Linked DNA regions of Homo sapiens: region 1 is linked to region 2. A link is an interaction called in ENCODE POLR2A ChIA-PET data of the cell type or tissue named here. Cell type or tissue: endothelial cell of umbilical vein. All regions are shown on one strand. Links, peaks and the distances in the headings refer to the core of each region. The heading gives the core; the rest is flanking DNA. Region 1 overlaps CBR4 (carbonyl reductase 4). Region 2 overlaps LOC105377527 (a long non-coding RNA gene).

Region 1 (16,726 bases), core at 5,227-13,226, 70 kb after region 2:
TTTCACCATGTTGGGCAGGCTGGTCTCGAACTCCTGCCCTCAGGTGATCTGCCCACCTCGGCCTCCCAAAGTGCTGGGATTACAGTCATGAGCCACTGCACCTGGCCAACAAAACTATTTTATATAAACAAGGTTTATTAATAATTTCAAATTATAGGGTGGGTATGGTGGCTCATGCCTGTAATCCCAGCACTTTGGGAGGCTGAGGTGGGCCGATCCCTTGAGTCCAGAAGTTTGAGATCAGCCTGGCCCAACTCTACAAAAAGTACAAAAACTAGCCAGGTGTGGTGGTGCATGCCTATAGTCCCAGCTACTTGGGAGGCTGAGGCAAGAGGATCACCTGTGCCCCAGAGGTCCAGGCTGCAGTGAGTCGTGTTTGCACCACTGCATTCTAGCTTGGGTGACAGAGTGAGACCCTGTCTCAAAAAAAAATTTTTTTTTAAATAATTTCAAATTAAAATTTTCAGAAACAAATTTATTATTTTTTTTGAAATTCAGCAGATGTCTTAGTGTGTACCCTTTTCAACTAAACAAACATTTCTCTTTTAGGATTTGTACACACAGATATGACGAAAGACTTGAAAGAAGAACATTTAAAGAAAAATATTCCTCTTGGGAGGTTTGGAGAAACTATTGAGGTGGCACATGCGGTTGTGTTTCTTTTAGAATCACCGTATATTACAGGGCATGTTCTGGTAGTGGATGGGGGATTACAACTCATTTTGTAATTTGCAGATTATTCAGTTATAGGGGTGATTAGCATCAAGGGCACACTTTGGCTACTGATTAGACAATTATACCTACATGGGTAACATGTGCTAATCAAACCTGCTGATGCTACAAATGTTAATTTCTGTCTTTATAAAAATATGTCTCAAAAGAACAATGTGTGACAAATTGTGGTTTTTTTTTTTTTGGTCTAAGTTACATCAGTGTTGTTTTGTTTAAAAAGCCTTCATGAGATACAATTCACATACCATATAATCACACATTTAAAATACACAATTCAGTGGTTTTAACATATTTAAATACATGTGCAATCATCCCCCCAGACAAATTGTGTTTTCTAAAGGATGTGTATCACTTACCTTTGGTTACCTCATAGACTGTAGCAATCTTAGTGTATAGACATTTTGCAAGTCATATAAACAAGTATTGATTTATATATTTTGTCTCAAAAGTGGAAAAATTATATTGTCTAATTATGATGAATTATTTTCTTGTATCAAGCTGAATTTTCTAAAAGTTAACCTTGTGGGCTGTTGCCAAAATAAGAGTATTTAGAGGACACTGATTAGTTGTCAATACTTTAGCAAGCCCACTAAAGATAACTATATTCCTTTTGCATGTGCTTGGGTGATCAGTTTTTATACAGGTTGCAAAACATAGTATTCATTAAAGACATGAATTTAGAATTGATTTCTTTGAGTGGTATTTCTCTTGATTGAGCAGCTAGACAAAATAATCTGCAAATTTAAATGTGGCGCATTTGACTCATTCTTGAGAAATTCTCATAAGTGAAGAGGATTAGCCCTTAAGGTTTTAATACCTGGTACAGTAGTGAACCGCACAGATTTCATGAACTTAGGATGTGTTTTTTATTCATGAAAAACTTAGAATAGTGAACTATTAATATTTAAAAACGAGAAATACAACATTTAAAAAATTAAGAGTATTTTGCATTAGTGATTATGATTCTTATCCCAAAATTCTAGAAAGTAATAAATTCTGTATGAATAAGCATAAAAAATAAATAAATATGCAATAACATTAAATTAAATGTCTTTACAAGAAGCAGTGAAGGCACTGGTCTTAAGTGAGAATATTTGCCTGGGAGTAGAGATAAAGACACAAACCGAATGTGAAATACCAGGTAATAATTATTTTGCATTAAACTCTTTTTATCGGGAATAGTATGATATTTTCAGTGTCACTCCATTCATGTTGATTTGGAGCTGACAGTTATTTTGTGTAAGCAGAGATTTAATTTTATATTGAAAGTCAGTGCAAAATTATGAATAGGATATACTAATAAATACAAAGTAATAACAAAAGTCAAAGCAGTGTTCTAAATAAAAATTCTGGGTTCCTTAAAAATTATTTTAAATTTATCTTTGAAATAGTTTTCTTAGATTAATCTCAGGATATGAGAAAGTCAATTAAGTGTGAGTAAAGTTAGTATCATTAAACAAATTGTCTATTAAATGCAAGACGTGGTAATATACAGAATTTATCAGGCATTACCAAGTCTAGGCACATATAGGAAATGCAGCACTCAGAATGGTTTCAATGTAGTAGTTGATGCTTGTAAGGTAGGGGAGCTTATTCAGACATAGTAGATAGTTTCTCTAATGCTGTCTCAATTGCTGGCCTTTGGCTACCTGTACTTCCCCATTATGGCAGCCCATTCAGTCTTGAGTTTTCTTCTCTGGACACCTTATGCTCTGAAATCATGAGCGAGGCTGATTCAATTGGTGATTTGGGTAGAAAGCAGTATGTTTTGCTGACATTAAGATGTAGGTTATAGATAGGTTTAGCCTTTAAGTGTATGTTTTTATACTTTAAAATAAGAAATATAACCTTTTAAGCTATTCCACCTCCTCCCCCAGCCTATCTCAAACTGGTGGAATATATGGAGAGATCTTGAAAGAGGTAAAATAAACCTTCACTGCTCCACTCCAGGTGAATCCGCCCACTCCCACTGACCTAGTAGAATTTGTAATTTAATACTTACCTTCTATTTCTGAAATCAGTTGTGAACTGTTGCCTTATGTTCAGAGGTTTAAGAACCTCAGTGAATTCATTTTTTAAAATCTGCTATTCTGAGAAGCATTGAATGAATTCTTAACAAGAAGACTCATCTGTAGCTGTTTGCTGACTCCTATGAGCCCATAAGGGTTCTGTGCTTAGCATTAACAAAATAAGGTTTATAGGTAAAGCCAATGTATTAATTTTTTTTTGCATGGAGGGCTTTAAAATTTGTGCTCTTTTTCATATTTTATTCATATTCAATTTATGGTTTGTAACTGCTTTTTAGGGAGATAATTATATGTTATAAATTAGTTTTGGGGGGAATAATTGTGCAAAGAGGATAATTTAATTTACGTGCTTCTGTTATTCAGAATAAAGAGAGAAGACTACGCTGCATATTCAAGAGTTGTACCTTAACATTGGTGAAACATTTTTTCTAAGATTTTCAAAAGGAATATGTGTAAATTGAGAAATCATAACCACTGTCCTAACTTGGTAAACAAACTGTTCTTAAATAAAGTATTTAATGATTTTAAACTTTCTGATGTTAATTTTATCTTTCTCTGCAACTATAAGAGTAGAGTTTAAAAATTTGTCTTTCAATTCAATTGTAAAACTTTTGAGGGAAGAGACCATACTGTGTTCATTCATTTAGCTAATTAAGTAACTCAACAGATACTGAGTGGGTACTAAATATTTTGTATTTGTTTTGATACCCACACCTTGCCTACTCATCTCTGAGTATATTGGATATATGCAGTAAAATATTCTTTAGTCATTACATTGTGCCATAGTTGGGGAGATCATTGAGATAAATCTGTTCTGACTCTCAGTTCATATCTTGGAATATTTCTTGATCAGATTCCTTTGGCTTTTTATGCGACTTTGATGCTTGCTTTCACTTTATAACTGAATTTGCAAAGTGAATCGACTATTTTCTCTTAGGCAGTATGCTTTCAGTTTGAGTAATTGTTAATACCAGCAATTTAATTAGAAAGCTTTGGCCTAATAATCCAAATGGAGATGGTATCAGTATTACCTGCAGAATATTTTTAAAAATAAATTTGAAACATACATCAGGAGACCCCCTCCCTGGAAATTTGAATAAGTGGTAGGCAGGGTGAGGGAAATGTGGAGATACATTTAAGACACTTATTTATTTATTTAATTAAATTAATTTATTTTGAGATAGGGTTTTGCTGTGTTGCCTCGGCTGGAGTGCAGTGGCATGATCACAGCTCACTGCCATCTCCAACTCCTGGGCTCCAATGATTTTCCTGCCTTAGCCTCCCAAGTGGCTGAGACAACAGGTATTAACCCTGCGTGACTAATTTTTTATATTTTTTTGTAGAGACAAGGTCTCACTGTGTCACCCAGGCTGGTCTTGAACTCCTGGCCTCAAGTGGTCCTCCTGCCTTGGCCTCTGAAAGTGCTGGATTACAGGCGTGAGCCACCATGCCCGGCCAGGAAAAATTCTTAAGTATTCAGATTGTTCATTCATTCACGAAATATTTATTTATTCATACTACATATGTAACACTGCTAGTAATAGGAGGTAGAATGGTGACAAAAAAACAACAAAAAACCGAACTCGAAGTTTCTGGAGCTCACAGAGTAATACAGTATGGTGGGGTCAAGCAGACTTAATCACACACATATAAAATTGCAACCAAAATATGCATTATAAAAATGAGAAGCTCTTATTGCTATTAAATAATTAGGGGAATTTGACCTATTCTAGAAGGTCAGGAATGGCTTCTCTGAGGCAAGGATTGTTGAACTAAAGTTAGAGTACAGTTGGCCCTCAGTATCTTTGGGGATTGGTTCCAGGATCCTCTGAGAATACCAAAATCTGTGGATGCTCAAGTCCCTTACATAAAATGGTGTAGTATTTGCATATAGCTTATGCATATCCTCCCATATACTTTACATCATCTCTAGATTACTTACAATATCTAATGCAATGAAAATAGCTGTTATATTGTTTTTTATTTGCATTATTTTTAATTGTTCTTATTTTTATTGTTCCCCCCCCGGATATTTTCTTTTTTTTCCTTTCCAACTTTATTTTAGATTTAGGGGGTACATATGTAGGTTTGTTATATGGGTAAATTACATGTCACAGGGGTTTGGTGTACAGATAATTTTGTCACCCAGGTCATCAGCATAATACCTGATAGGTAGTTTTTCAATCTTCTCCATCCTCCCACCCTCCACTTTCAAGTAGGCCCCAGTGTGTATTGTTCCCTTTTTTGTGTCCATGTATACTCAGGGTTTAGCTCCCACTTATTCTAAATGAATTAATGCAGGAACAGAAAACCAAATGCCACATTTTTGCATGTGGTATTAGGATACTTAGGATAATGGCCTCCAGCTCCATTCATGTTGCTGCAAAGGTCATGATCTCATAATCTAATTTTTTTTTGTAGCTGTGTTGTATTCCATGGTGCATATGTACCACATTTTCTTTATCCAGTCCACTATTGATGGGGATCTAGGTTGGTTCCATGTCTTTGCTGTTGTGAACAGTGCCGCAATGAGGGCATGAGTCTTCATGGTAGAATAATTTATATTCCTTTGGGAATATATGCAGTAATGGGATTGCTGAATCAAATGGTAGTTCCATTTTAAGTTCTTTGAGAAATCTCCAGACTGTTTTCCACAGTGGCTGAACTAATTTATATTCCACCAGCAGTGTATAAACGTTCTCTTTTCTCCACAACCACCAGCATCTGTTGTTTTTTAGCTTTTTTAATAATAGCCAATCTGAGTGGCGTGAGATGGTATCTCATGTTGGTTTTGATTTGCATTTCCTTAGTGTTTAGTGATAGTGAGCATTTTTTCGTATGCTTGTTGGCTGCACGTATGTCTTCTTTTGAGAAATGTCTGTTCACATCCTTGCCCATTTTTTAATGTTGTCATTTTTTGCTTGTTCATTTGAGTTCCTGATAGATTCTGGATGTTAGACCTTTGTTGGATGCATAGTTTGCAAATATATTCTCCCATTTTGTAGGTTGTCTGTTTACTCTGTTGATAGTTTCTTTTGCTATGCAGAAACTCTTTAATTATGTTCCACTTGTCAGTTTTTCTTGCATTTGCTTTTGGAATCTTCATCAAGTTTTTACCTGGGCCCATGTCCAGAATGGTATTTCTTAGGTTTTCTTCTAGGGTTTTTGTAGCTTTAGGTTTTACATTTAAGTCTTTAATGCGTCCTGAGTTGATTTTTGTGTATGGTGAAAGGCAGGGGTTCAGTTTCAATTTTCTGCATATGTCTAGCCAGTTATCCCAGCACCATTTATTGAATAGGAAGTCCTTTCCCCATTGCTTGTTTTTGTCGACTTTGTTGAAGATTTGATAGTTTTAGGTGTGCAGCTTTATTTCTGGATTCTCTAACCTATTCCATTGGTCTGTGTGTCTGTTTTTGTGCCAGTACAATGCTGTTTTAGTTACTGTAGCCTTTTAGTATATTTTGAAGTTGAGTAGTGTGATGCCTCCAGCTTTGTTCTTTTTGCTTAGGATTGCTGTTGCTATGACTCTTTGGCTCTTTTTTGGTTCCAAATGAATTTTAGAATGGTTTTTTGTAATTATGTTAAAAATGTCATTGGTAGTGTGATAGGAATAGCATTGAATCTGTAAATTGCTTTGGGCATTGTGGCCATTTTAACAATATTGATTCTTCCTATCCATGAGCATAGAATATTTTTTTTTCATTTGTTTGTGTTGCTTCTGATTTTTTCAGCAGTGTGTTATAATTCTCATTGTAGAATTGCTTTACCTCTCTGGTTAGCTGTATTGCTAAGTATTTTATTTGTGTGGCTATTGTGAATGGAATTGCCTTCTTTATTTGGCTTTCAGCTTGGATATTATTTGTATAGATAAATACTACTGATTTTTGTACATTGATTTTGTATCCTGAAACTTTCCAGAAGATGTTTATCAGATCTAGGAGCCTTTGGGCATAGACGATAGGGTTTTCTAGTATAGCATTACATCATCTGTAAAGAGAGATCATTTTACTTCCCCTCTTCCTATTTGAATGCACTTTATTTCTTTCTCTTGCCTGATTGCTCTGGCTAGGACTTATAATATTATGTTGAATAGGAGTGGTGAGAGTGGGCATCCTTGTCTTGTTGCAGTTCTCAAAGGGAATGCTTCCAGCTTTTACCTGTTCAGTATGATATTGGTTATGGGTTTGTTTAGATGGCTTTTATTATTTTGAGGTATGTACCTTTAATGCTTAGTTTGTTGAGGGTTTTTAAGATGAAGAGATGTTGAATTTTACCTAAAGCCTTTTCTCTGTCTCTTGTGAAGATTATGTAGTTTTTGTTTTTAGTTCTGTTCATGTGATAATCACATTTATTGATTTGCCTATGTTGAATTAACCTTGCATCCCAGGAATAAAGCATACTTGATCATGGTGGATTAGCTTTTTCATGTGCTGCTGGATTTGTTTTGCCGGTATTTTGTTGAGGATTTTTGCATCTATGTTCATCAGAGATACTGGCCTAAAGTTTTCTTTTTTTTCATTATGTCTGTGCCAGGTTTTGGTGTCAGAATGATGTTTGCCTCACAGAATGAGTTAGGAAGGAGTCCCTCCTTGACTTTTTGGAATAGTTTCAGTAGAATTGGTACCAGTTCTTTTTACATCTCGTAGAATTCAGCTGTGAATCTTTCTTGTCCAGGGCTTTTTCTAGCTGGTAGGATTTTTATTACTGATTTACTCACTGTTTGTTATTTGTCTGTTCGGGGTGTCAATTTCATCCTGGTTCAATCTTGGGAGATAATATGTTTAAGAATTTATCCATTTCTTCTAGGTTTTCTAGTTTATGTGCATAGAGGTGTTTGTAATGGTCTCTGAGGATTAAAAAAAATTTCTATGGGGTTGGTGGTAATGTCCCCTTTGTCATTTCTGATTGTGTTTCTTTGGATCTTGTCCCTTTTTAAAAAAATTAGTATAGCTAGCAGTCTATCAATCTTATTTATTCTTTTAAAGAACCAACTTTTGGTTTTGTTAATCTTTTGTATGGTTTTTCTCATCTATTTCATTCAGTTCAGCTCTGATTTTGGTTCTGTTCTTCCGCTAGCTTTGGAGTTGGTTTGTTCTTGTTTTTCAGGTTCCCTAGGTGTGATGTTAGGTTGTTAATTTGAGATCTTTCTAACTTTTTGATGTATGTGGGCATTTAGTGCTGTGAACTTTGCTTTTGACACTACTTTAGCTGTGTCCCAGAGATTTTCATATGTTGCATCTTTGTTTTAATTAGTTTCAGATAATTTCTTGATTTCTGCCTGAATTTCATTGTTTACCCAAAAGTCATTCAGGAGTAGATTGTTTAATGTCCATTTAATTGTATGTTTTGAGAGATCTTGTCAGTATTGATTTCTGTTTTTACTGTGCTGTGGTATGAGAGTGAGGTTGGTATGATTTTGGTTTTTTGAATTTGTTGAGAATTGCTTTATGGCCCAGTGTGTAGTCAGTTTTAGAGTATGTTCCTTGTGCAGATGAGAAGAACGTATATTCTGTTGTTTTTGAGTGGAGTGTTCTGTAGATGTTTGTTAGGTTCATTTGGTCAAGTACCAAGTTTAGATCCTGAATATCTTTGTTAGTATTCTGCCTCAGTGATCTGCCCAGTACTTTCAGTGGGATGTTGAAGTCTCCTACTATTAGTTTATGGTTATCTACATCTCTTTGTAAGTCTCTATGAACTTGTTTTATGAATCTGGGTGCTCCAATGTTGACTGCATATATATATATTTAGGATAGTTAAGTCTTGTTGAATTGAACCTTTTTATCATTATGTGATGCCCTTCTTTGTCCTTTTTGATCATTGTTGGTTTAAAGTTGGTTTTGTCTGGAATAAGAATAGCAACCCCTGCTCCTTTTTGTTTTCCATTTGCTTGATAGATTTCTTCCATCCCTTAACTTTGAGCATGTGAGTGTCCTTCTATGTGAGATGGTCTCTTGAAGACAGCATACAGTTGGGTCTTGCTTCTTTATCCCGTTTTCCATGCTGTGCTTTTTAAGAGGTGCATTTAACCTGTTTACATTCAAGATTAATATTGTTATGTGTGGAATTTATCCTGTCATCATGTTATTAGCTGATTGTTATGTAGACTTGATTGTATTATTATATTTGCTTTATAGTGTTAATAGAGTGTGTACTTGAGTGTGTTTTTGTGGTGATCAGTAATGGTCTTTCATTTTCATATTTAGTACTGTCTTATGGACCTCTTGTAAGGCAGACCTGGTGGTAACAAATGCCCTTAGCATTTGCTTGTCTGAAAAGGATTTAATTTTTCCTTCACTTATGAAGCTTAGTTTGGCTGCATATGAAATTCTTGGTTGGAATTTCTTTTCTTTAAGGATGCTGAATATAAGCCCCAAATCTCTTCTGGCTTGTAGTGTTTCTGCTGAAAGTTCTGTTGTTAGCCTGATGGAGTTTCCTTTGTATATGACCTACCCTTCTCTTTCAGGGATGCTAATGAGTCATAGATTTGGCATCTTTACATAATTCCATATTTCTTGGAGGTTTTGTTCATTTAAAAAAATTCTCTTTATTATCTGACTGAGTTAATTTGAAGAACTGTTCTTTGAGCTCTGAGATTCATTCCCCAGCTTGATCTGTTCTGCTATTAATACTTCTGATTGTTATGAAATTCTTATAGGCAGGTTTTCAGGTCTATCAGCTCAGTTTGGTTCTTTCTTTTCTTTATTTTTATTTTATTTTTTTGAGACTGAGTCTCATTCACTCTGTTGCCTAGGAGTGCAGTGATGCGATCTCGGCTCACTGCTACCTCTGCCTCCTGGGTTCAAGCAATTTTCCTGCCTCAACCTCCCGAGTAGCTGGGATTACAGGCATGCACCACCAAGCCTGGTAATTTTTGCATTTTTAGTAGAGACTGGGTTTCACCATGTTGGCCAGGCTGGTCTTGAACTCCTGACCTCAAGCAATCCATCCACCTCGGCCTCCCAAAGTGCTGGGATTACAGGTGCGAGCCACCACGCCTGGCCTGGTTCTTTCTTAAAATGGCTATTTTCATATTTTTATCTTTTGAATTGTTCTACTGGATTCCTTAGATTCCTTGGAATGGGTTTCAGTTGTCTCCTGAATCTCGATAATCTTAATTGCCATCTAGATTCTGAATTCTGTGTCTGTCATTTCAGCCATTTCCTTCTGGTTAAGAATCAGTGTTGGGGAGCTAGTGTGGTCATTTGTAAATAAGGAGACTCTTTGGCTTTTAGAGTTGCCAGAGTTATTGCACTGGCTGTTTCTCATCTGTGTGGGCGCTAATGTTCCTTTAATCATGGTGTAACTTGACTGTAGTCACTTGCCTTCATTTCTGGATGTTTTCAGAGAGCCAACTCTGTTGAATTCTTTTTTCTTTCTTTTTTTGAGATAGAGTCTTGCTCTGTTGCTTAGGCTGGAGTGTGGTGGCATGATCTCAGTTTACCACAACCTCCATCTTCCAGGTTCAAGTGATTCTTCTGCCTCAGCCTCCCGAGTAGCTGGGATTACAGGCATGTGCCACCACACCTGGCTAATTTTTGCATTTTTAGTAGAGACAGGGTTTCACCATGGTGGCCAGGCTGGTCTTGAACTCCTGACCTTGAGTGATCTGCCTGCCTCTGTCTCCCAAAGTGCTGGGATTACAGGCGTGAGCCACCACACCTGGTCTATTTGTGGCTGAATTCTTGTCTGTGTTTTCATAGGCGGTATATTAGCAAAGTATTTTTGGTGTTGAAGTTTGGGCTGTGATGTGTTTAAGCATACTGGCCAGTAGGTAGGCTCTTGCTCAGCCCTGTGGCTCCTTTGTATTTCCTTCCATTTGCAGTCATGTACCTTCTCAGTGCTCCAAGTGAGCCTCCTCTCAAGTGGGAGAGGAGGGTGTGGGCTCCTCTCCCACTTGAGTGCTGCAGACCTCAGCTTGGTACTCCCAGGCTTGGCACTGCAGCCCTGGGGCAAGCCAGACTTTTTGTTCTCTTTCCGTCTTGGGGGTAGCAGAGAGGGGGACCTTGGCAGTGTCAGTGGTAGAGGGCTTTTCATGTGTCTCTTTTGGTTGCACCCCAGGGATATACATAGCCATTGTCCATCAGAATAATCATCCCAGTGTGTTGTGGGCCCAAGCTGGGGGGGCCCTGCCTGGTGAAGAGCAGGGGAATTGGGGGCTCACAGGGAAGACAGACTAGCCTCTTCATAGGGCAGCTGCTGCATGCTGGAGGTGAGAGTAAGGCACTCAGGGTCTTTCTTTCTTCCCCAGTCTGAGGGTAGTTAGCAAGGGCAGTACCATTGCAGTGGCAGTGGCAGAGGAGCTGTCAGTTGCCTGTGGGAGCTCCGCCCCTGGGAAATGCAGAGCCACTGCGAATGGGAATATTCAGCTGGGGGTGGGGCAGCTGCTCTGGGGGCCAAAGCCAGAGGCCCTACATGGTGAAGAGTAGGCGGTGGGGGCTCATAGGGAAGAGAGACTGGTTCCTCTCCCTGTGGTGGCTGCGACATGCTGGAGGTACCAGTGAAGCAACCAGGCTCTTTGTTCGTTCTGCAGCCCAAGGGCAGCTAGGGCCGTACCGCTGAAGCCCCGCAATGGCAGAGGGTTGTCTCTGGGATTTCCCCACCAGGCAAACACAGAGCTGCCACTGACTGATCAGGCGGGGGCTGGGTGGCTGTGCTGGGGGCCCAGTCCAGGAGGCCCTGTGTAGTAAGGAGTAGCACATGGACAGGGACCTGTGTGGAAAACAGTCTGGTTGCTTTTCTATAAAGGAGCTGTGCTGTGCTGGGGGCCTGTGATAGTCCTTAAGCTCTTCTTTCCATTCCAAGCCAGAGGGCAGTAGGGTCAGGGGCTGCAGTAGTGGCAAAAAATGGCGGGCCTGCCTGCTGCCACTGGGAACTCCATCCTAGGGAAGTGCAGAGCTACTACCAGCTGAGAGCTCAGTGGGGGTGGGGTGACTGTGCTTGGGGTGTGGGAGCAGGGAGGGGGGCTTGTTGGGGGCAAGTCTGAAGGCCCTGCCCAAGGAGGAGTAACAGGAGGAGGGACCTGCGTGGAAAATAGTGTGGCCTCTTTTTCTGCAAGGCATGCTATGCTGTGCTGGAGGCTCAAGATAGTCCCTAACCTCTTTGCTCCCTCCTGATTCTGATAGCAGTTGGGGTGGGGGCTGTGCAGCAGCAAAAATGGCAGGCCTGTCTTTTACTCCTGGGAGCTCTGTTCCAGGGAATTGCAGAGCTGCTACCAGCCTGAGAGCTCAGGCAGGGGTGGGGTGGCTGCATTGGGATCCCAGGCCAGTGGGCTTTGCCTAGGGAGGTGTAGTTGGGGCAAGGCCTGTAGTTCGTCTGCTTCTCAGTACTGTGGATGCAGCCTCTCTCCTGGGGGTATGCGTGAGAACCTGGCCTCCTTTGTTGGCAAAGCTACAGCTGCTGGTGCAGGAGTGCTCACGGTTCCAAGACCCTTGGCCCTCCATTTGTGCCTGAGTGGCACACTCCACACGCTTTCTGTGTCAGCCTGGAGGCCACAGGGGAAGGGGGTCAGGGGAGGTCTCCAGAGCCTGAAATTGCAAAGGTTCATGGCAGAAACATGGTTTCCTGGGGCTCTTATTCACCATTTTCCTGCAGGGGGGAGCCTCACTTGGCACTGTGCCAATCCCAGGTGGGCAGCTGTCCTGTCTTTTTTCTGTTTTATGTTGACTACATTGCTTCCTTTATGAATCCCAACATGTCCTCTTGGACTGTTTAGTTAAAGAGCTAGTGTTTACTGGCCACTCTGTCTCCCTTCTGTGAGAGCAGCACACACTAGCTGCTTCTAGTCAGCCATCTTGCCACTCCCCTCCCCCAAATATTTTTGATCTGCAGTTAGTTGACTCCAAGGAAGTGATCACACAGACACAGAGGGCTGACTGTAAAGCCTTTCATTCAGAAGGAACAGCATGGGTAAAGATCTTTTGGTGACAAAGAACATTGTGAGTCAGGAATTGAACAGCCATGGAATGCAGAGGAGGAGAACATGGGTATGAGATGAGGCTGTAGGTCTAGATGATGCAGATCTTTGGAGGCCATGTTAAGGGTTTTGAACTTTATCCTAAGAAGTATTGAAAGATTTCAAGTAGGAGGATACATGATGTATTAGGAAAGATGATTCTGGCTATAGTATGGAGAAAAGGTTGAAAGGGGCTCAAACAGTGCAGCAATACCCATGTTTGTAGTACCCATTACCTCATGTGAGAGGTAATGGAAAATTGAGTCTAGGATAGTGAGAATAGAAATGGAGACAAGTGGTCAAATGAGATTTAGGAAATCAACAATACTTTGTGATGAACTGAATCTAGGAAATGTGTTTCTGATGTATAAATCTGGATGAGTGGTGGCGCCATTCGCAAAAAACACTGCATAAGAGCAGGTTTGTTGGTATTCGGCAGGGAGATCATGAGTTTAATTTTAAACATGCTGATTTCAGGTGCTTTGGAGATAGGATAGGAGACATCAAGTATGTATGGGTCAGAAACTCAGAGGGGAAATCCGGGCAAGAAATATATCATCTGTGTAGAAACAGTTACTAAAGTTTTGAGCAATAAGGAATGGAAGGGATTGCTTAGGTAGAGAGTTTAGAGTGAGCGTTTAGATGATAATTGCAAATACTCAGTATTTACTATTGTCAGGCACTGTTCTATGTGTGGGCATAGGATGGAACCTTGAGGAACACCAGCAGCATTTACTGACGGGTTAGAGATAGATGAGCCTGCAAAGGAGTCTAAGAAGGACTAGTTGGAGCAGTAAGTAGAAAATCAGGAGAAAGCTGAGTGCTAGAAGCTGATGAAATAAACTTTTCTTGAAGGAAGGAGTTCTTGATATCAATACTGCTAGGCATATAAGATGGATTGCTAACAAGAAAATCATTGGTAACTTCAATAAGAATTGTTTTTGTGGGGGAGATGCTGGAAAAGATGGCAGATAGGAGACAGGACTAATGTGCAGCTCCCGCTTAGATGGACAGAACAGGGTCTGGAGACTCACACTGTGAACTTTTACTCCAAGAACCACCACAGGAACATATCAGGAAAACTGAAAGAATTCACAGACCCTTTGTAAGAAGTGGCTTGTCACTGCAAATGCTGTGAGACAGCAAAAAACTGTGAGTTCCCAAAGTGTGAGGGGGGAAAAGTTGGCTTCCGAACACACATACCCACTGGGGAAATGTGTCAGGCCTCTGAGCCCAAGCTAAGCCATCATATCCCCTGTGACCTGCATGTATACATCTAGATGGCCTGAAGCAAGTGAAGATCCACAAAAGAAGTGAAAATAGCCAGTTCCTGCCTTAACTGATGACATTCCACCATTGTGATTTGTTCCTGCCCCACCCTAACTGATAAATTGACTTTGTGACAATACACCCTCCCCGCCCTTGCGATAATATACTTTGCGATATTCCCCCACCCTTGTGAATGTACTTCGTATGATACACCCTCCACACCTTTGAGAAGATGCTTTGTAATATCTTCCCCCGCCCTTAAAAAGGTACTTTGTAATATCCTTCCCTGCCCTTAAGAAGGTAATTTGTAATATTCTTCCCACCCTTGAGAATGTACTACAAGATCCACCCCCTGCCTACAAAAAATTGCTCCTAACTCCACCTCCTATCCCAAATCTATAAGAACTAATGATAATCCCACCACCCTTTGCTGACTCCTTTTTCAGACTCAGCCCACCTGCACGCAGGTGAAATAAACAGCCTTGTTGCTCACACAAAGCCTGTTTGGTGGACTCTTCACATGGACGTGCATGACAAAATGGATTTAGGGAGCCAAGTGAAATATAAAAGTAGAAGAAGCAGCAGGAGGAGCCCCGTAGGTACTCCCAGTCCTTAGCTCGAGCCCATGGAAGCTATTCCTGGCGTTACCTCACAGAGGTCCTTGGGGAAGGGAAGGCAGCCAGCAGAATTGGGAAGGGGCTACAGAGTGAAGGAACCTCCTAGCTGAATTTTGTGATAATTTTGACTAAGCGTGAACTTCCCTGAGTAGCATCTGGGGTGAGGGGCAAATGGGAAGTGCATATATGAGCGCAGAAGATGCAGCTGAACATGTTGGCAGGTGGGGAGGCAAGGCCTGAGAGCCCTGCTTGCTTTCTCAGCAGGAAGGCTTGTAGCTTGTGGCAAGATCTCAGCCCAGCTTGCTGGCTGACTGGATATAACTCCAGTGCGGTTAGGGAGGCATGGTGGGAGTGAGACTGGTCTTGCTGACTGTGGGGGAGTTGGGTGAGGTCTGTCACTGTCAGCTTTCCCCCACTTCCCTGGCAACCTGTATGATGCAGCAGAGGCAGCCATAATCCCCCTGGGAACATAACTTAATTGGCCTGGGAGCCACCCTTTCCCCACTACATAGTGGCCACAGCAAGTCCCGCCCAGGGAGAATCTGAGCTCAGACCTGCCTAACCCTGCCCCCACCTGATGGTTTTTCTCTCCCCATCTTGGTAGCCAAAATCAAAAGATGTAATTTCTAGGGAGCTCTGTGGCCCTGCCCATTACCCAAGAAACCTGAGTACTCATCCTGGCCAAAGTAGGGCAAAATTATATCTCCCTTCTACTACTGCAGCTGGCAAGCTCTTGAAAGCATCACTTCCTCGCTAGAGGCCAATGAACTCAAGCCACTACAGCAACTCAGAACAACTCTGCCCCAGAGAAGGAGAATACAACAGGTAATTCTACCACCTGCACACCCTAGCTAACTAGAGGTCCTGAGTCTATCCTTGTGACAACTTCACTGCTAACATAACCAGCATTCAAGAAAACCAGTGCACTAAATTACAACCAAGGACTCCCACAGAGTCCACTTTACTCCCCTGCCACCTCCAATGGAGCAGGTGCTGGTATCCATGGCTGGGAGACCTGAAGGTGGATCACATCACAGTACTCTTTGCAGACATTCCCCATTGCCAGCCTGGAGTCTGGTAGCCCTGAAGGGTGGCTAGACCCAGAAGGGCAGTAACAATCACTGCAGTCTGGCTCTCAGGAAGCCCCATTCCTAGAGGAAGGGGGAGAGAACCACATCAAGGGATCACCCCATGGGACAGAACCTGAACAGCAGCCATTGAGTCCCAGATCTTTCCACTGAAACAATCTACCCAAATGAGAAGAAATCAGAAAAGTAACTCTGGTAATATGACAAAACAAGATTCTTTAATAGCATCCCCAGGAGATCACACTAGCTCTCCAGCAATGGATCCAAACCAAGAATAAATCTCTGAATTGCCAGAAAAAGAATTCAAAAGGTTGATTATTTAAGCTACTCAAGGAGATACCAGAGGAAGGTGAAAACCGACTTAAAGAAATTAAAAAAAAATAAAGGATATGGAAGAAACAGTCTCCAGAGAAATAGATATCATAAAGAAAAGACAATCATAATCTGGAAATGAAACAGACACTTAGTGAAATGCTAAATACAGTGGAAAGTTTCAGCAATAGAATTGCACAAATAGAAGAAAACATAAGAGCCCAAAGACCAGGCTTTTGAATTAACCCAATCCAACAAAGACAAAAGAGAATAAAAAAAATGAACAAAGCCTCCAAGAAATTTGGGAATTATGTTAAATGACCAAATCTAAGAATAATTGGTGTTCCTGAGGAATAAGAGAAATCTAAAAGTTTGGAAAACTTATTTGAGGGAACAATCAAGGAAAACTTCCCTGGTCTTGCCAGAGATCTAGACATCTAAATACAAGAACCTCAAAGAACACCTGGAAAATTCTTCACAAAACATCATCACCTAGGCACATGGTCATCAGGTTATCAAAAGTCAAGATGAAGTAAAGAATCTCAAGAGCTGTGAAGCAAAAGCATCAGGTAATCTATAAAGGAAAACCTATCGGATTTCCAGCAGTTTTCTCAGCAGAAACCCTGCAAGGCAGAAGTGATTGGGGTCCTCTCTTTAGCCTCTCTTCAGCCAAGAATTTTGTATCTAGTGAAACTAAGCTTCATAAATGAAAGAGAGATAAAGTCTTTT
Region 2 (16,726 bases), core at 5,540-13,539:
CTAATTTCTGTATTTTTAGTGGAGACAGGGTTTTGCTATGTTGGCCAGGCTGAACTCCTGACCTCAGGTGATCTGCCTGCCTTGGCCTCCCAAAGTGCTGAGATTACAGGCATGAGGCACTGTGCCTGGACAGAAAGTTTTTAAAAAAAATTTGTTCAGAGGGAACCCATTTCCTCTTCTGCTACACAGACAGCCAGGCCTGACTTGCACTGTTTCTATCCCCCCACAAAAAAAGCAACAACATCACCGAGAAGATAGTTCTGTTTGTCTTGATGATCAACATAGATCTGTATAGTTGATTTTGTGCCAGCAACAGGCTCCAGTCACAACAACATGAGATTCCAGGCCTTTTTGCCTGCCATGCTGGACACAGACTGGGCCATAGAGAATAGGAGAACCCGTGTGTTCTTCTGAGTTGTCTGTGAAGAAAAATACACGGGGAGAGGGGTAGACGTGAGTTCCTGGAAGAGTGGAGATGTGTGGGGAATTCTCCAGCGTTCCTTAATTAGAAACACGACTCAGTGATGTTCTTTGGAGCCCAAGACCCCAGGAGGCACTGAGTCCAGTGGTCCCAGGAAGCTAAAAATGAGGGCAAGAGTCAGCGTGGCTTTAAAAATCTCTGATCACTCATCCCCCAGAATGAAATCTGGGACTCAAAAGCTCTGATGGAAATGAAGCAGACTTTAGGAGGTCTGGTTTCGGGGGTGCTCCAGGAGCTGAATGTGAAATGTTATTTGTTCCAGAAAGTCCTGGCAACTTGGCGCAGCGAATTTGATCAGCACCATACGTACGACCTGTCTCAGGAACGGTGCCATGTGTGTGACTAGGACTGCAAAGCAGCTTGTGTTCGTGGGGGAAATGACAGGCACAGGAAGGAAAAGCTGAGAACACTGAAACGGTTCCTAATCGTGCAGTGGGGAAAGGAGGGCGACTGCCGCGCAGAGTGGCACGTTGGCTGGAAGAGGGGATTGATCAGCAGTGCTGGCAGGAACAGCATAGGCTTGTCGTGTGATCTAACAGAAGAGGCAGCAATCTGGAGGCGCCCCAGATCAGAGAAGAGACATCAAGCCCCAGGAGAAATGGATTTCCTTTCTCCCCACCCATCAGCTGGGTAGGAAGCCCGAAGGAGCCTTTCATGGAACTATGGGAAGGGCTCCTCTGACGCAGAGGGGATGAACTGGAAGCAAGATGCTGACTGTTTCCAAAGGCTTGACAGTCAGAAGCAGGCAGGCTTCAGCCTATTGAGATACTTTACCCAAGAGGATTTCCGCTTAGGTTCTGTCTTGAAAGAAATATTCGCTCCCAAATTTCCTCCCATCAAGAGTGCTTCTCCCTACAGAAGGCTAAGGCTCACAGGTTGTCCCCAGGGACACATTTCTTTCAAGTAGGATGACTGGTATGTTTAGACTGAAAAGCTGATTTACTGGAAGATTGCTATCACCCCCTGGCCTACCATGTCGTTGGTGTGGCCAGTGTTTATCAGACAGTGGTGTTTCCAGCTTAGGCCTGAATGGAAGAAGAAACTGAAAGAAGAAATAAAAAGAGAGATGCGCCGGGCATGGTGGCTCATGCCTGTAATCCCAGTGCTTTGGGAGGCCGAGGTGGCAGACCACTTGAGGTCAGGAGTTCAAGACCAGCCTGGCCAACATGGTGAAACCCCGTCCCTACTAAAAATACAAAAAATTAGCTGGGTGTGGTGGCGTGTGCCTGTGGTCCCAGCTACTCCGGAGGCTGAGGCAGGAGAATTGCTTGAACCCGGGAGGCGGAGGTTGCAGTGAGCCAAGATTGTACCACTGCACTCCAGCCTGGGCAACAGAGTGATACTCTCTCAAACAAGACAAAACAAACAAAAAAGAGGAGGCTCGGCACGGTGGCTCACGCCTGTAATCCCACCACTTTGGTAGGCTGAGGCTGGCATATCACTTGAGGTTGGGAGTTCGAGACCAGCCTGACCAATATGGAGAAACCCCATCTCTACTAAAAATGCAAAATCAGCCAGGTGTGGTGGCGCATGCCTGTAATCCCAGCTACTCAGAAGGTTGAGGCAGGAGAATCGCTTGAACCCGGGAGGCAGAGGTTGCGGTGAGCCAAGATCACGCCATTTTACTCCAGCCTAGGCAACAAGAGCAAAACTCCATCTCAAAAAAAAAAAAAAAAAAATGGAGAGAGAGATGTTTCTCAGCTTTGGGAAATGCTGACTTTTCCAGCACACCTTTGCTCAGAAAAGCCCTATGATATAAAGTGTCATAGGAACCTTGTCCTTGGAACCAAGCCTAGCCTAGGCTCAGGGACATCATGTGGGAGTGACATAAAGGAGGCTCCTCTGTCACTGTGCTTGGGTTACAAGTAATTCTCGACATGGGAGCATGTTGATTTCTAACCATCGGTGGCGGAGCTGTGACTTCCCAAGCTGGTGGCTGACCTCAAGAGGACTATTATAGACACTGTGGGACCACGGCCTGAGAAAAGAATGGCTACCTCCCTCTCTATCCCATGACCTCTAACGGCCCGGTCACCACCATGGCCTTTTGTTCCTGGAGAGGGACAGGAACTTTGGAAAGTGGGGTCGCTCTATTGCTTCTGCAGGTCATCTTCCCAGACTTGCCTAAGCCTCAGAATCTCAGTCTTCTGCTCTGTTTTGCACGTCTTTTTTGAAAGGTTTTTAAAAATTACAATCTACTGTACAGAAGAAAATAATACACAGAAAATAATTTTAGAAAATAATACAACAGATATCTAAGTATCCACCACCCAGATTGGACAACATATTAACATTTTGCCCCATCTATATCAGATATTATTTATTTTCTTTTTTACTTATTTTTGAGACAGAATCTCGCTCTGTCGCCCAGGCTGGAGCGCAGTGGTGTGATCTCAGCTCACTGCAACCTCTGCCTCCCAGGTTCAAGCGATTCTCCTGCCTCAGCCTCCCGAGTAGCTGGGACTAGTGGTGTGCACCACCATGCCCAGCTAACTTTTGTATTTTTAGTAGAGACAGGGTTTCACCATGTTGGCCAGGATGGTCTCGATCTCTTGATCTCGTGATCCGCCCGCCTCAGCCTTCTACAGTGCTGGGATTACAGGCATGAGCCACCTCGCCCAGCCTATTTTTATTTTTTTTAAGACATGGTCTTGCTCTGTCACCCAGGCTGGAGTGCAGTGGCACGATCTTGGTTCACTGTGGCCTTGACCTTCCAGGTGCAAGCAATCCTCCCATCTCAGCCTCCTGTGTAGCTGGGACTACAGGAGCATACTGCCACACTTGGCTGATTAAAACATTTTTTCTTTCTGCAGAGACAGGGTCTTACCATGTTGCCTAGGCTGGTCTTGAACTCCTGGGCTCAAGTGATTCCCCTGCCTCCGGCTCCCAAAGTAATGGGATTACAGGCATGAGCCAGCATGCCCAGCCTATATCAGATTTTTTTAAAATTGCAGATAGAATTAAAAACTTGCTTATCTATTTTTAGTAGAGGGAAAAACCTAAATAAGTTTAATTCTAGTAAGTTGCTGACTCTACACAACAACTTCCTTTCAGTCTTCAGATAATGGAAACTTTGTGGATTTATGCACAGCACCCAAACCCCAGAGATCTGCCCCAACAGAAAGATTGCCAACAAAATGTTTGTCTTAATACTTGAACAAATTTTTCTCAAACTTACATTGTATATTTTTCTCCACCAGTTTGCTAAATGTCCACAAGGTTAATACCCGCCCAGCCAAATGAAAAGACCACTGGGATCAGGTGCGGTGGCTCACACCTGTTATCTGTTCCAGCTACTTGGGGAGGCTGAGGTGGGAGGATCGCTGTAGCCTGGGAAATCGAGGCCGCAGTGAGCTATGATCAAGCCACTGCACTCCAGCCTGGCCAACAGCGCAAGAGCCTGCTCTAAAAAATCAAAATAAAAAAAAAAAGAGCATTGGGTCTCCAAAGGTAACAGGTGTGAAATACACCTTAGCCTACTCAGAATTTTGCCCCATGAAATAAGTAAGGATTATTAAATATTTCTGGAAACTCAAACAACTCTTTAAACAATGTTCACAATTTTTCAATGTCCACATCAGCCAAACCCACGGAAAGCTAAGCATTAATTCACCTACTGTTGGAGAGGCTAGACTATTTAAGGAATCTCTCCTGAATTCTAGTCCTGAATTTCCAATGCAACTCGTGTCCACTAGAATGTTCTGTGAATGTTTCAAGCTTGAAACGCCTGCAGCCAAACTTGTTTTCTTTCCATCCAATTATATCCTCTTTCCAATGTTCCCCTTTTTTCATTAAAGGCACCACTATTCTTCCAGCCATCCTGATTCACAGCCTCAGAGCTGGCCTCAATTTCCTTGTCTCCTTCGTCTTCCACATCCAATTATTCACTAAATCCTGTTGAATTTTTCTCAAAATATTTCTTGCACCTGTTTACTCCATTCTGCTCCCACTGCCACCTTTCTAATGAAGTATTTTCCACCTGTGTGTTTCGGCTCCTGCAGCAGATTCTGCATCTCCCCTTTCTCCTTTCAATGAATTATCAGTATCAGATTAATCTGCTGAAAGAAGCACTGTGTGCCATCCTGCTCAACATAATTCAGTGATTCCCAGATGGCTTACCAAATAACAGCTTTTAAAAAAATCCAGAACCTTCAGTGATCTTCACGATCTTTATATGTCCACCTTCCTAGACACATCCCACATTAGGAACCCATTGAAACCTCTGCCCCAGGCGCATGGCACTACTGGCTTGCTAATTCTGATTCCTGTTCAAGTATTTCTTTGGCCTAAGTATTCCTTCCCCTCCTTCACTACATGAACCAATCTTCATGGTGCTTAATATGAACCAGATCATCTGGTGGGCCTCTAATACAACAGTGAACAAGACAGAAACAACCCCTGCCTCCATATACTCCTTACAGCCTAGTGGAGAAAACAAAAGATGAACTGGCAGTTGGCATGCCAGGCTGTGCAGGAAGAACTGTGACAAGGAAAGACAAGGCTGAGGTGGGCGGATCACTTGAGGTCAGGAGCTCAAGACCAGCCTGGCCAACATGGTGAAACCCTGTCTCTACAAACAAAAAAAAAAATTAGCTGGTGTGGTGGTGGGCGCCTGTAGTCACAGCTACTCAGTAGGCTGAGGTGGGAGAATCTCTTGAACCCAGGAGGTGGAGATTGCAGTGAGCTGAGATTGTGCCATTGCACTCCAGCCTAGGTGACAGAATGAGACGCTGTCTCAAAAAAAAAAAAAAAAAAGGCCAGGACCCCAGAGCCAGGCATGGGGATTCAGAGCAGGCTTTTCAGAGGAAGGGATACCCAACCAAGTTTTGATCTGTTCTTCATGATGGCTAGTGAGGTGAAGGAGAGGGAGAAGGGTCAGAAAAGAACTCTACAGCAGAGAGAATCATCCTGCTCAGCCCCTATCCAACCTTTAATGCCCACCTCAAATGCCTTCCTTTTTTTTTTTTTTTTTTTTTGAGATGGAGTCTCGCTCTGTCACCCAGGCTGGAGTACAGTGGCACCATCTTGGCTCACTGCAACCTCTGCCTCCTGGGTTCAAGTGATTCTCCTGCCTCAGCCTCCCGAGTAGCTGGGATTACAGGTGCCTACCACCATGCCCGGCTAATTTTTGTATTTTTTAGCACAGACAGGGTTTCACCATATTGGCCAGGCTTGTCTTGAACTCCTGACCTCAGGTGATCCGGCTGCCTTAGCCTCCCAAAGTATTGGGATTACAGGCATGAGCCACTGCGCCCAGCCTCAAATGCCTTCTTGACCAGGCCGGTGGTGTACTGTGAGAACACAGACTTAAAGTCATCCAGAAACAAATCCTAACCCTGCCTCTGCTGCATGCTAGTTGTGTACATGACCACGCAAAATTTGCTCATTCTCAATATGAGTCAATCTCTGAATCTGTAAAAATACTCTTTCTTTTGACAGGGTCTCCCTCGGTTGCTCAGGCTGGTGTGCAGTGGCATGATCACAACTCACTGCAGCCTCGACTTCCTGGGCCCAAGCTATCCTTCCACCTCAGCCTCCTGAGTAGCTAGGACTACAGGCGTGCACCACTATAACCACCTAACTAAAAGACAATTTTTTTGTAAGGGTGGGGTCTCACTATGTTGCCCAGGCTGGTCTCAAACCTCTGGGCTCAAGCGATCTTCCTACCTCAGCCTCCCAAAGTGCTGGGATTACAGGCATGAGCCACTGTGCCCAGCAGAAATACTCTTACATTACAGAGTTTATTCATTAAATAAATATTAAGCACAAGAACCACATACTCTTCTCCGTGATAAGGATACACTTAAGAATAGGATAGAAATCTTGGCTCTTATGGTGCTTACATTCTAGTAAGGAAAAGGTGACAGTAAATAAGATAAATATGTACATTATGGAGTATATTGGAGGGTGATGGATTCTATGGGGAAAATACGTCAGAGAAGAGAGAGAGTAGGGGGGAATTGCAACTTTATTCATTTGTTTATTATTTAACTCATTTATTCAAACAAATAGTATTGAAGGTCTGCTACATGCCACACCCTGTTCTAGGCCCTGGGTGTATAGCAGGGAACAATGGACAATAACCTTTGCCTTTATGGAGCTTACATTCTGATCAGAAAGAGAGATAAGCAAAATAAAAATAGAAAAATATGGAGATGTAGCCGGGCGCAGTGGCTTACGCCTGTAATCCCAGCACTTTGGGAGGCCGAGGCAGGCGGATCACCTGAGGTCAGGAGTTTGAGACCAGCCTGGCCAACATGGTGAAACCCCATCTCTACTAAAAATACAAAAATTAGTCAGGTGTGGTGGCACATGCGTATAATCCCAGCTACTCGGGAGGCTGAGGCAGGAGAATCACTTGAACCCAGCAGGTGGAGATTGCAGTGGGCTGAGATTGTGCCATTGCACTCCAGCCTGGGCAACAGAGCGAGACTCCATCTCAAAAAAAAAAAAAAAAGCCAGGTGTGGTGGCTCACATCTGTAATCCCAGCACTTTGGGAGGCTGAGGTGGGTGGATCACGAGGTCAGGAGTTCAAGATCAGCCTGGTCAACGTGGTGAACCCTGTCTCTACTAAAAATACAAAAATTAGCTGGACGTGGTGGCACGCACCTGTAGTTCCAGCTACTCAGGAGGCCGAGGCAGGAGAATTGTTTGAACCTGGGAGGCGGAGGTTGCAGTGAGCCAAGAAGGCACCATTGCACTCCATCCTGGGTGACAAGGGTGAAACTCCGTCTCAAAAAAAAAAAAAAGAAAAGAAAAAAACATATGGAGATGTTAGTGCAAAATAGAAAGATGGATAGGAAAAATAGTAGATGAGTTCCAACATTCAACAGGGAGGCCAGCTAACCCGACTGAGAAAGCAGTAGTTATGAAAAGGTGTGGCGGGATCTAGGCCAGCCGTGTGAACAAATGGAGGAAGAGAATTCCAGGAACAGCAAGTGCAAAGATGCCACATTGGGACTGCATGGTGTGGGCAGGAGGAGCAAGTGAGGGGAGAGCAGAAAGAGGCAAACAGGGGAGAGCAAGGCAGGTCAGGGCCCTGTGGGTTATTGTAAGGACTTTGGCTTTTACTCGGAGTGACAAGGAAACCTAGTTTGGAGCAGAGGAGTTACCCGATCAGATTTGTATTTTAACATGGTGGCGCTGGGTCAAGAATAGTCAAGAAGAGGGACCAGGGCAGACGCTGGCAGGGCAGCTGGGAGACCACCGCAATCACCCAGACAAGGGGTAAGGAGGGTGTGGACAAGCGTGATGGCAACAGAAGACGGGCAGATGGCAGGGTTCTGGATGTATCTTAAAAGCAGGGCTAACAGGACTTGTGATCAGATACGGGATGCAGAAGAACTAAATTGATTCCATTTTTGGCTTGAGCAACTGGGAGAATGAAATAGCTCTTTACTGAGGCAGGGAAGACTCTGGGAGGAAAAGGTTGGGGGGAACTATCAGGAGTCCAGCTTTTGATGCGTTGAGTTTGCTTTAGGGTGATCCTGCAAAGTTTCACTGCAAAGGGGATAGTTCAGTAAAGACTTGAAGGAAATGAGGAGCAGAACTTGGGAAGATTAAATGAAAGGGTGTTTGAGAGGGCACTTCGCATAGTGCAGTGCCGGCCAGCTCAGGCTCCGTTAATTCCATTCCCTCATCCATAACAAACTTCTTCCGCTCCAGGGGGCAGGGGCTGGGAAGCATCAGTTCATTATTGGAAAATCCTCGCTCTAGTGGGTAGGCTGCACCTTGTGCATTGTAGTTGCCAAACTCTATTTGCTGAATTCACGAGAGAAAGGAATAAGCTATAATCAGTAAAGGAAACTGTTCCAACCAGCTTCCCTTTCTCCTTCCCTTCCAAAGAAGAGGTTTGAGCCAAGATGCTCTTGTGTCCGGGTGAGGGGAATTAGAGGTCTGAATCCTCTGTCTTATGGTGAACACAGCGTGGGGGTTCTCTGAGTGTAGAACCACCTGCAGCCCAATGAGCAGGGATAGTGGTAAAATATGAATTCTTGGACCCTTTCCCAGACCTTCTCATTTTGAGTTGTTAGGGGAGAAACGGGTATCTTTCTGTTACAGACACATGCAGTGCTTCCTTGGAAACTAAAGTTTAAGAACTACTGACACTAGGGAAGATGACCCTTCATTGACATTGCTCCTCGGAGGCAGATCATTTCCAGCCATGATGTGGTAAATTACAGCCGCTCTGCAATTTTATGAATAATGTGTGCTCATCACCTAATCAAACCTCTCCAGTGGAGGTAGAACCTGGCTGGCTCAGATCCCCACTCACATTGTCAGGTGATTGCTTTAGCAAAAGGCCTTCTGCCAAATACCTCTTGGTTGAACTTTGCAGCTTGAGGAGAGAAGTATGCACGAACACATAAATGCCAAATCTCTTATTATTCTGAGTTTTCAAACAATGAATACGATTCCACCCCACATTCTTGAGAAAGGGCAGCACACCTATCTCACCCTCAGCTGTGATGAAGCAAGAAACTCAGTTTCTTCACATTGCTCGGTGAGTCTATACCACAAACAGGACTAAAAGTCACATGTTGGCTTTGGGCACCATTTTATCGTGAGCCTTTCATAGCCCATCTTCCAAGGCTATTAAAATATCAGCTCCATGAGGGCAACATTCGTGTTGTTTATTGCTCTCTTCCCAGTGCCTAGAAGAGTGTGTGGCACACAGTAGTCATTCAGTAAACGGCAGAATGAATCCATTCCACTTCCTAAAGTGAAGAGCCAAATCGACACACATTCCCATCTGTGGAGTATCACAGTTTCCTGCAGTTTACTTCCACATACCTCACTCCACCAGTTAACTACCCCCTATATAAATCTGTGCAGTTTTCACTTAAGATATAACTTTCTGGTGACCCCATAAAAAATTGGCAGAAATTCTCAGAAAGGATGATAATGTAATTGGTCTTGTGGGGAATCCATGGAGGGATATATTTCACATTATTCATGTTTCCAGATGGGCTTCAGTCCCCAGTGCAGTCATTCCAGAACCCTTTCTCAGCGTTAAGTTTACTCCGAAAAATATAAATAGTGATTTAGGGCTTGATTGCTCCCACAAAAGGCACCCCTGTTTTGGTGCAGGGTGGGAAGGGGGGCAGAGGAAGAGGCAGCTGGGAAGCTGAGTGAGGGGCCAGGCGCCCGCTGGGTGTGAGCCAGCAGCTGGTCAGAGTATCTCTGGAGGATGAGGGTTTCGCAGGTGGGGGCTGGGGACTAGCTAGAGATGGGATTGTCCGTGGTCAGGCAGTTCAGGAAGCTTTCAGCAGCAATAAAGCTTGGATGTGGGCATGCCAAGCTTGGAGGAGATATGGGTCCATTCCCATCCTTCTGAAAAAACAGTCTTCAAACACCACGGCTAGTGTCCAAGGCTACTTAGCTCAGCTGGTTGGGGTGCTGGGCTACTAAAATTTCACTGTAGCATTTCCTGAATTCTTACTAGGCTCATATATTAACACCTTCAACAAATATTTGTGTGTCAGCCTCTATGCTGAGGGCTGGGGATACAGCTATGAACAAGGCTGTGAACTAAGTACTGTTTCTTTACCAGTGAATTCTTCCATTTCATGGGCCTCTGATTCTGGCCCTAGTCAGATATTTCTCAAATGCCTGACGTTGTTTCCAAAGGGGTACATTCGGAGTAGCTAGATCACAGCAAACGCTTCAAGAGTTCTCAACAATAGGTCAGTGGAACCTTGATATTCTAAGGACATAATGATCTAATTTAGACTGAAAATCATCTAGCCAAACACACACTAGGCATTTAATTCATGTAAGGCTCAATCAGAATGTCAGTATGAACCAGATAGGACAGAGTGTTCATTTGCAGAGAACAATATCCCGGCTTGCCTGGGCGGCTGCAAAGCCTTTAAACTGAAATCCTTGCTTCCACTCTTGCTCTGCACAGCAGCCAAAGAATTTTATCAACCCTCCACCGGCTTCCTGTTGCAATTCGAATAAAATTCCATCTCCTTACCAGGATCTACGCAGCCCTGGAGTCTGGCCCCTGGTTGTATCTCTGGAAGCTGGTCCTGGCCTTGGAGTTGACCTGAAACTCTTTCCCGCCTCATCTTTTCTCGCCTGGCTCCTCATTATGCAGAGCTTTGTTCAAATACAAAGCTCTCCTTCCCAGGGAGGTCCTTCCTGGCCAGTCTTTCTGTAGCAGTTCTGGACCTTCCCCACGGCATCTCTTTATGTCCTTAGCGTATTTCTTATTCTTCATAGTGGGAATATTATAGCAATTTATAGCAATAAATGTTTGTTGAGTGAATTAATATGCATCACACTTACTAAACACCCAAAGGTTTTCTGGGGATGTCTATGACTATTACCAGATGGCCAATGGTTTGCGGCACTTTATTTTTATATTTTTTTACAGCCCACCCATAGGAGATGACAGTACTTTATTTTATTTTATTTTTATTTTAAGAGACAGGGTCTCACTGTGTTATCCAGGCTAGTCTCGAACTCCTGGGCTCAAGCAGTCTTACCTCAGCTGCCCAAAGTGTCACCAGGCTGGAGTGCAGTGGCACGATCTCGGCTCACTGCAACCTCAGTGAGGTGTGAGCCACCACTTTTAAAACGGGCCTGACAGCACTTTTTAAAATCATATTTGAAAACCTGGTACTTGACACAGAGCCCTAGAACCTACTATTAACAAAGTGCTTAATATTGTTGTTGTTGTTGTTAAATTGATTCTAACTAAATTAACACCAGACCAGTGACTGGAAAAATCACATGTGACCAAAGAATCCCATTGATGGTGTCAGACAATGACCCAGGAAGAGGAGTTCATAGCGGCTGCTTGTTTCCTTACTGGAAATGCAGGGTGACAGCAGAACTCAGGGAACATGGTGCTACCCAGTAAAAGAAACAGTGCATAGGCCGGGTGCGGTGGCTCATACCTGTAATCCCAGCTCTTTGGGAGCCCGAGGCGGGCGGATCACCTGAGGTCAGGAGTTCAAGACCAGCCTGGCCAATGTGGTGAAACCCCATCTCTACTAAAATACAAAAATTAGCCGGGCATGATGGCGAGTGCCTGTAATCCCAGCTATTCGGGAGGCTGGAGACTCGCTTGAATCCGGGAGGCGGAGGCTGCAGTGAGCTGAGATCACGCCACTGCACTCCAGCCTGGTGACAGAGCGAGACTCCGTCTCAAAAAAAAAAGAAAGAAAGAAAGAAAGAAACAGTGCATAACAGGGGCAGGGCTGTTTGCAATGTGATGAAAGCATAATGGTGCTGCAGTCCTGGGCCTGATGTCATCTTGAGACTGGATGTTGGTAGGATGGTGCCCTTCTGTAATATGTTTAGTAGCTGCACTTGCTGAATTGACAGCCTCTCTGTTTAAAACTGACAAGGAGAAAATTAAAGTTTCCCCTGCTTTTCATGTCATGCATGAATAACCAATTGCTTGGCAGCTAGTTAAAATTCATATTTCTCTTGTCAGGTTTTTAGAGACTGTGAAGATCAGGTTAATGTAAGCCTTCCCTCCTTTTGCCCTCTTGGCTAACTAGCTAGTTATATTTGCATTTCTTTTTATATAAATCTTTTTTTTTTCCTGTCCCTTTGACAGCACAGTATCAGAGATGGCATATTATCTTCAGATGTGCCATGCTGGAAAGCGTTTGCTCTTATATAAATATAGAGGCAGAAAGAGACTGTCTTTCTTCGCACGTATCCAATCCTTTTAGGTATCCAATCCTTTTAATGACTCCAAGTCAAAGGTTGTTTTTTCTCACCAACAAAAAGGATTTGTCAACTACCAGGAATCTGAGAGTTTTCTAATCCTACTGGGGTGGGAAGTTCTAAACATTGTGACATAGACTTTTCTATTTGTATAGAGTCACTCACAGATCCTACACCATGCAATTGTATCATTGCCTCATGGAAAAGAAGACGCTCTTCAACTTTAACATGTTTTTGACACCTGCTAAACACCTGGTAATGCTAGCTTTCTACTCAGGTCTCTTCTCAGCTCTCTTCTCAGCTCTACAGATTATAAATCTTTAATGCTGACAAAGGAGTTATCCTGCTGCTGCCAGAAAGAAGCTACACAAATTTTGCGATGCTGTGAGGCAAGGCACAAATCTCAGAACTGTGGAAAACAGAGAATCTTTCCCTTCTTCAGTTGTGTCTTCTTGCCACAACTTCCATAGAATCGCAGCTGAGAGTCACTGGCAGCTGTAGCCACATCTTCTCTCCAAATCACAGAGAAATAACTGAGCGGGGAATTAAGAGTTGTCTCTGGGTTGCACAAACAATGTCTCAGGAACACGCTGGCCACCACTCTGTATGAGGAATGAGAACTGGAGCGCAGGATATGAATTTTTCTCACCCTCAAAAAACCCAGGAGAGATACCCTCCTAAGGTTTATAGGAAATTTGTTCCTGACCCAAGGGTCAGAGAATAGCTTACTATGAATTTTAATTGGCTCCCAAGTAATTGCTAATTCATCTCTGACTTTGGCAGGAAAAAAAAATTAAATGTTAAAGAAATGAATTTAGCAGGAAGACTTTTTTCCCTTCTTTTCTTTTCTTTTTTATATGAGCACGGTCCTACAGCTGTTGAAGCCTAACAGAGAAGATGGTAAATAAACATGCAGGGCTAGGGGCGTTCATTTGCAGAACTTTCTGCTTGAAGAGGAGCCTGGAAAACTGCAGGACTCATTTGGGATTACAAATCTTTTTTTTTTTTTTTTTTTTTTTTTTTTTTTGAGACAGGGCCTTACTCTGTCACCCAGGCTGGAGTGCAATGGTGCTATCTCAGCTCACTACAACCTCTGCCTCCCAAGTTCAAGTGATTCTCCCACCTCAGCCTCCTGAGTAGCTGGGATTACAGGCACATGCCACCATGCCCAGCTAGTTTTAGTATTTTTAGTAGAGATGGGGTTCTGCCATGTTGGCCAGGCTGGTCTCGAACTCCTGACTTCAGGTGATCCATCCGCCTCGGTATCCCAAAGTGCTGAGATTACAGGCGTGAGCCACTGCGCCGGGCCTGGATTATAAATCTTTAATGCTGACAAAGGAGTTATCCTGCTACTGCCAGAAAGAAGCTACACAAATTTTGTGATGCTGTGAGGCAAGGCACAGTGGGTGCGAGATGCAGAAGGGACAGGACACAGGAGGGCCTGTCCCCACCATGCAAGTCACATGAAACCAAAACCAACCTAACTTGGGTTTGAGAAACTAAAGTCCCAGGTGTTGGACTCACCTCTTGTCCTTGTGGACTTCAGAGGATCCGTCTTTGTCCCTACCCTTTCCTCTCATTTCCTCCCTCCCCAATTTTTTTCCCTGACATTTCTCTGCTCAAACTCACATTTTCTCTTATTTGATGTCTGCTACATATATAACATACAACATGTTTTAAAATGTATAGTTGAATCATCAAACATTGAGCATTCTTTCTGGGAATTTATGCTGCCTGGCAGATAACGTCCATCTGTTCACTCGCCATTCATTGCCAGTCACCTGTGCCCTTGTCTTTCTCTGTTGTGGAGGCTAAAGAGAGAAATTTTCAACTTCCCCAATTGCCCATGGCTAGGTGGAACCCGAGGAGTCTGGTTCCTGCTTAAATCCCATGTGTGGCTGGGCACGGTGGCTCACGACCGTAATCCCAGCACTTTAGGAGGCCGAGGCGGGAGGATCACCTGAGGTCAGGAGTTTGAGACCAGCCTGGCCAATATGGTGAAACCCTGTCTCTACTAAAAATACAAAAATCAGCTTGGGCGTGGTACGGGCGCCTGTAATCCCAGCTACTCGGGAGGTTGAGGCAGAAGGATCGCTTGAACCCGGGAGGCGGAGCTTTCAGTAAGCCAAGATCGCGCCACTGCACTCCAGCCTGGGTGACAGAACGAGACTCCGTCTCCAACAAACAAAAACAAAAACAAAACAACAACAACAACAAAACCAAACCCATGTGTGATTTTTTTCAGGCCTGACCGACTGCTATTCCAGAGGCATCACCCGTCAGGCCTCACCGGAAGGCTGCACAGCCGGTGCCACCTCAGAGAGTCTCTGGCAAGAGGTCAGCCTCCTCTGGCTGCTCCTGCCCTTTTGTGGATCTGCTTTCCTAGTCCAGGTGCTCTGTTCGGAGGGCTCAGGGACCCTTAAGGGAAGACACCTTTCTTCACTCTGACTCAGTACTTTTACACTCTCAGCTTTTTCCCCTCTCACTACCCAACTCCCCAGCCCCTGGTCCACAACCCTTCAGGAAGCCTTTGGTTAGGGGCCCCCTCAAGAGTGAGATGACCCCCACATCTGTGCTGATCCTCCTGACCCTGAACCGTATGGGTGCATTGTTCCAAGGGGAAAATGAAGCAGGAGAGCTCAGCACTCCCTCCAGTGTTAGCCTCTTGCTTGTACTACTGCAGTGCGGGATTAAAGTCTTCGCTATTACTTCCATTTGTGCTTGTTGTAGCTTCAAGTGGCTACTCTAACACCTGACAGCTCAGCTCCCTTCCAGCTCTACTGAGCTCCTGACAGCGCCATGCGATGCAATTTAATCTAAGAGGAATTCAGCCGCATGGTTATACCGGGGCACGGTGGAGAATAAATGACATTCTGCCTTTGTTCTGCCTAAAATACAGGTGTGATGACTGGAGATGCAGAAGCCATTCCATTATATCAACATAACATGATAAGCCAAGACCCTAAAGATGCTGAGAAAAATGGTCAAAAGAGCTTGGGGTTTTTTTGGTTTTTTTGTTTGTTTGTTTTGTTTTTTTTGAGGCAGTGGTCTCACTGTGTTGCCCAAGCTGGTCTCAAACTCCTGGCCTCAGGCTTCAGCCTCTCAAAACTGCTAGGATTACAAGTGTGAGCCACTGCATGAGACTGGGCTGTTTTTTGTTTGGTTTGGTTTTTTTAGAGACAGGGTCTTGCTCTGTCACCCAGGCTAAAATGTAGGGATGTGATCATAGCTCACTGCAGCCTCAACCTCCTTGGCTCAAGTGATCCTCCCACCTCAGCCTCCCAAGTAGCTGGGAATACAGACATGCACTACCACACCCAGCTAATTAAAAAAACAAAGTTTAGTAGAGACGGAGGTCTCCCTATGTTGCCCAGGCTGGTCTCGAACTCCTCACCTCAAGTAATCCTCCTACCTTGGCCTCCCAAATTGTTGGAATTACAAGCGTGAGCCACCATGCCCAGTACTGTCTGGTTTCTTAATAACATTGTTGAGCCATTGCAATAGCCTTGGGATATTGCTCTTTGTACTTTTTCTTATGCAAGAAAAACAGATTCACAAGTTATTTGATGACTCTCTTCCCATCAAAAGGAAAAGTCTAATTCTTTTTCCCTTGATTATGGATCAGCTTGAGCTTGTTGCTTCTAACAAATGGAAGAGAGCAACATGCTGGAGTGATCACATGGAGGAAGCACAAAGGGATACATGCCCAAGGGGCCCCAGCTGTTCCAGCCCCTAGACATTTGAATCTACTCAGGCACCAAGTAAGCAGGTGAATAGCCTTCAGGTGATTGCGGCCCACTCCCAGCTGAAGCCAAGTGGAGCGCAGATGAGCTTCCCCTGCTGAGCCCTGCCCAAATTGCAGATTTGGAAGCAAAATGAATATTGTTTTAAGCCACAAATTTGTGAGTGTTTTGTTACATAGTATAAGGAGCCAGAACAGCTCTACAGATGTAAATTATAGTCAGATATGTTGCTATTTATAACCAAAGCATTCCTAACTTATAAATGTTTCAACATTAATAAGCAGAAGAAAGTGTAATAATCTTATCAAGGTAATACAAGTTACTTGTTTAATATAACCACCTTCATGGCAAGCCTCAATTTCATAACCTAATCACTTTGAGTACAACTTGGACCTAATGGGTAGCTTTTTTTTTTTTTTTTTTTTTGAGACAGGGTCTTGCTCTGTCACCCAGGATGGAGTACAGTGACACAATCATGGCTCAGCACAGTCTCAAACTCCTGGGCTGAAATGATCCTCCTACCTCAGCATCCTGAGTAGCTGGGACTAAAGGCAGGCCCCACTATGCCCAGCTAATTTATAATTTTTTTTTTTTTCTGTAGAGATGGAGCCTTGCTATGTTGCCCAGGCTGATCTTGAGCTCCTGGGCTCAAGCAGTCCTCCAGCTCAACATCCCCAAGTATTGGGATTATAGGCATGAACCACCACTCTTGGCCTCTGTGTAGCATTTTATAGAAAATATAAAGTTGATATTATAAATTTTATATTAACAGATTTCTATAATTAAAAATCTTGGCTAGATTGTTTTTCCTTT

The links. ChIA-PET counts read pairs that join two places held together with the same protein. Peaks named below come from ENCODE experiments on the same cell type or tissue, not always from the same donor. Only the 100,000 strongest peaks of a DNase experiment are listed, where the experiment ranks them.
Region 1: POLR2A ChIA-PET joins it to region 2 with 9 read pairs; 2 of 35 experiments call an interaction of 5 or more read pairs at or near these places.

The regions. Positions count from the first base shown.
Region 1 is chr4:168,974,152-168,990,877 of GRCh38, reverse strand. It overlaps CBR4 (carbonyl reductase 4), which reads left to right. Exons shown (of 5, transcript NM_032783.5): 5 at 550-3,288. The coding sequence ends at 728. Among named protein-coding and RNA genes, the nearest start is that of CBR4, 28 kb to the left of the region's middle. In endothelial cell of umbilical vein, for the core only: no CTCF peak of the experiment used is centred there; no DNase peak of the experiment used is centred there.
Region 2 is chr4:169,044,190-169,060,915 of GRCh38, reverse strand. LOC105377527 (a long non-coding RNA gene) reads left to right here. Exons shown (of 5, transcript XR_939429.3): 5 at 744-1,860. Among named protein-coding and RNA genes, the nearest start is that of CBR4-DT, 42 kb to the right of the region's middle. In endothelial cell of umbilical vein, for the core only: no CTCF peak of the experiment used is centred there; a DNase peak (open chromatin) is centred at 10,415; H3K27ac peaks cover 925 bases.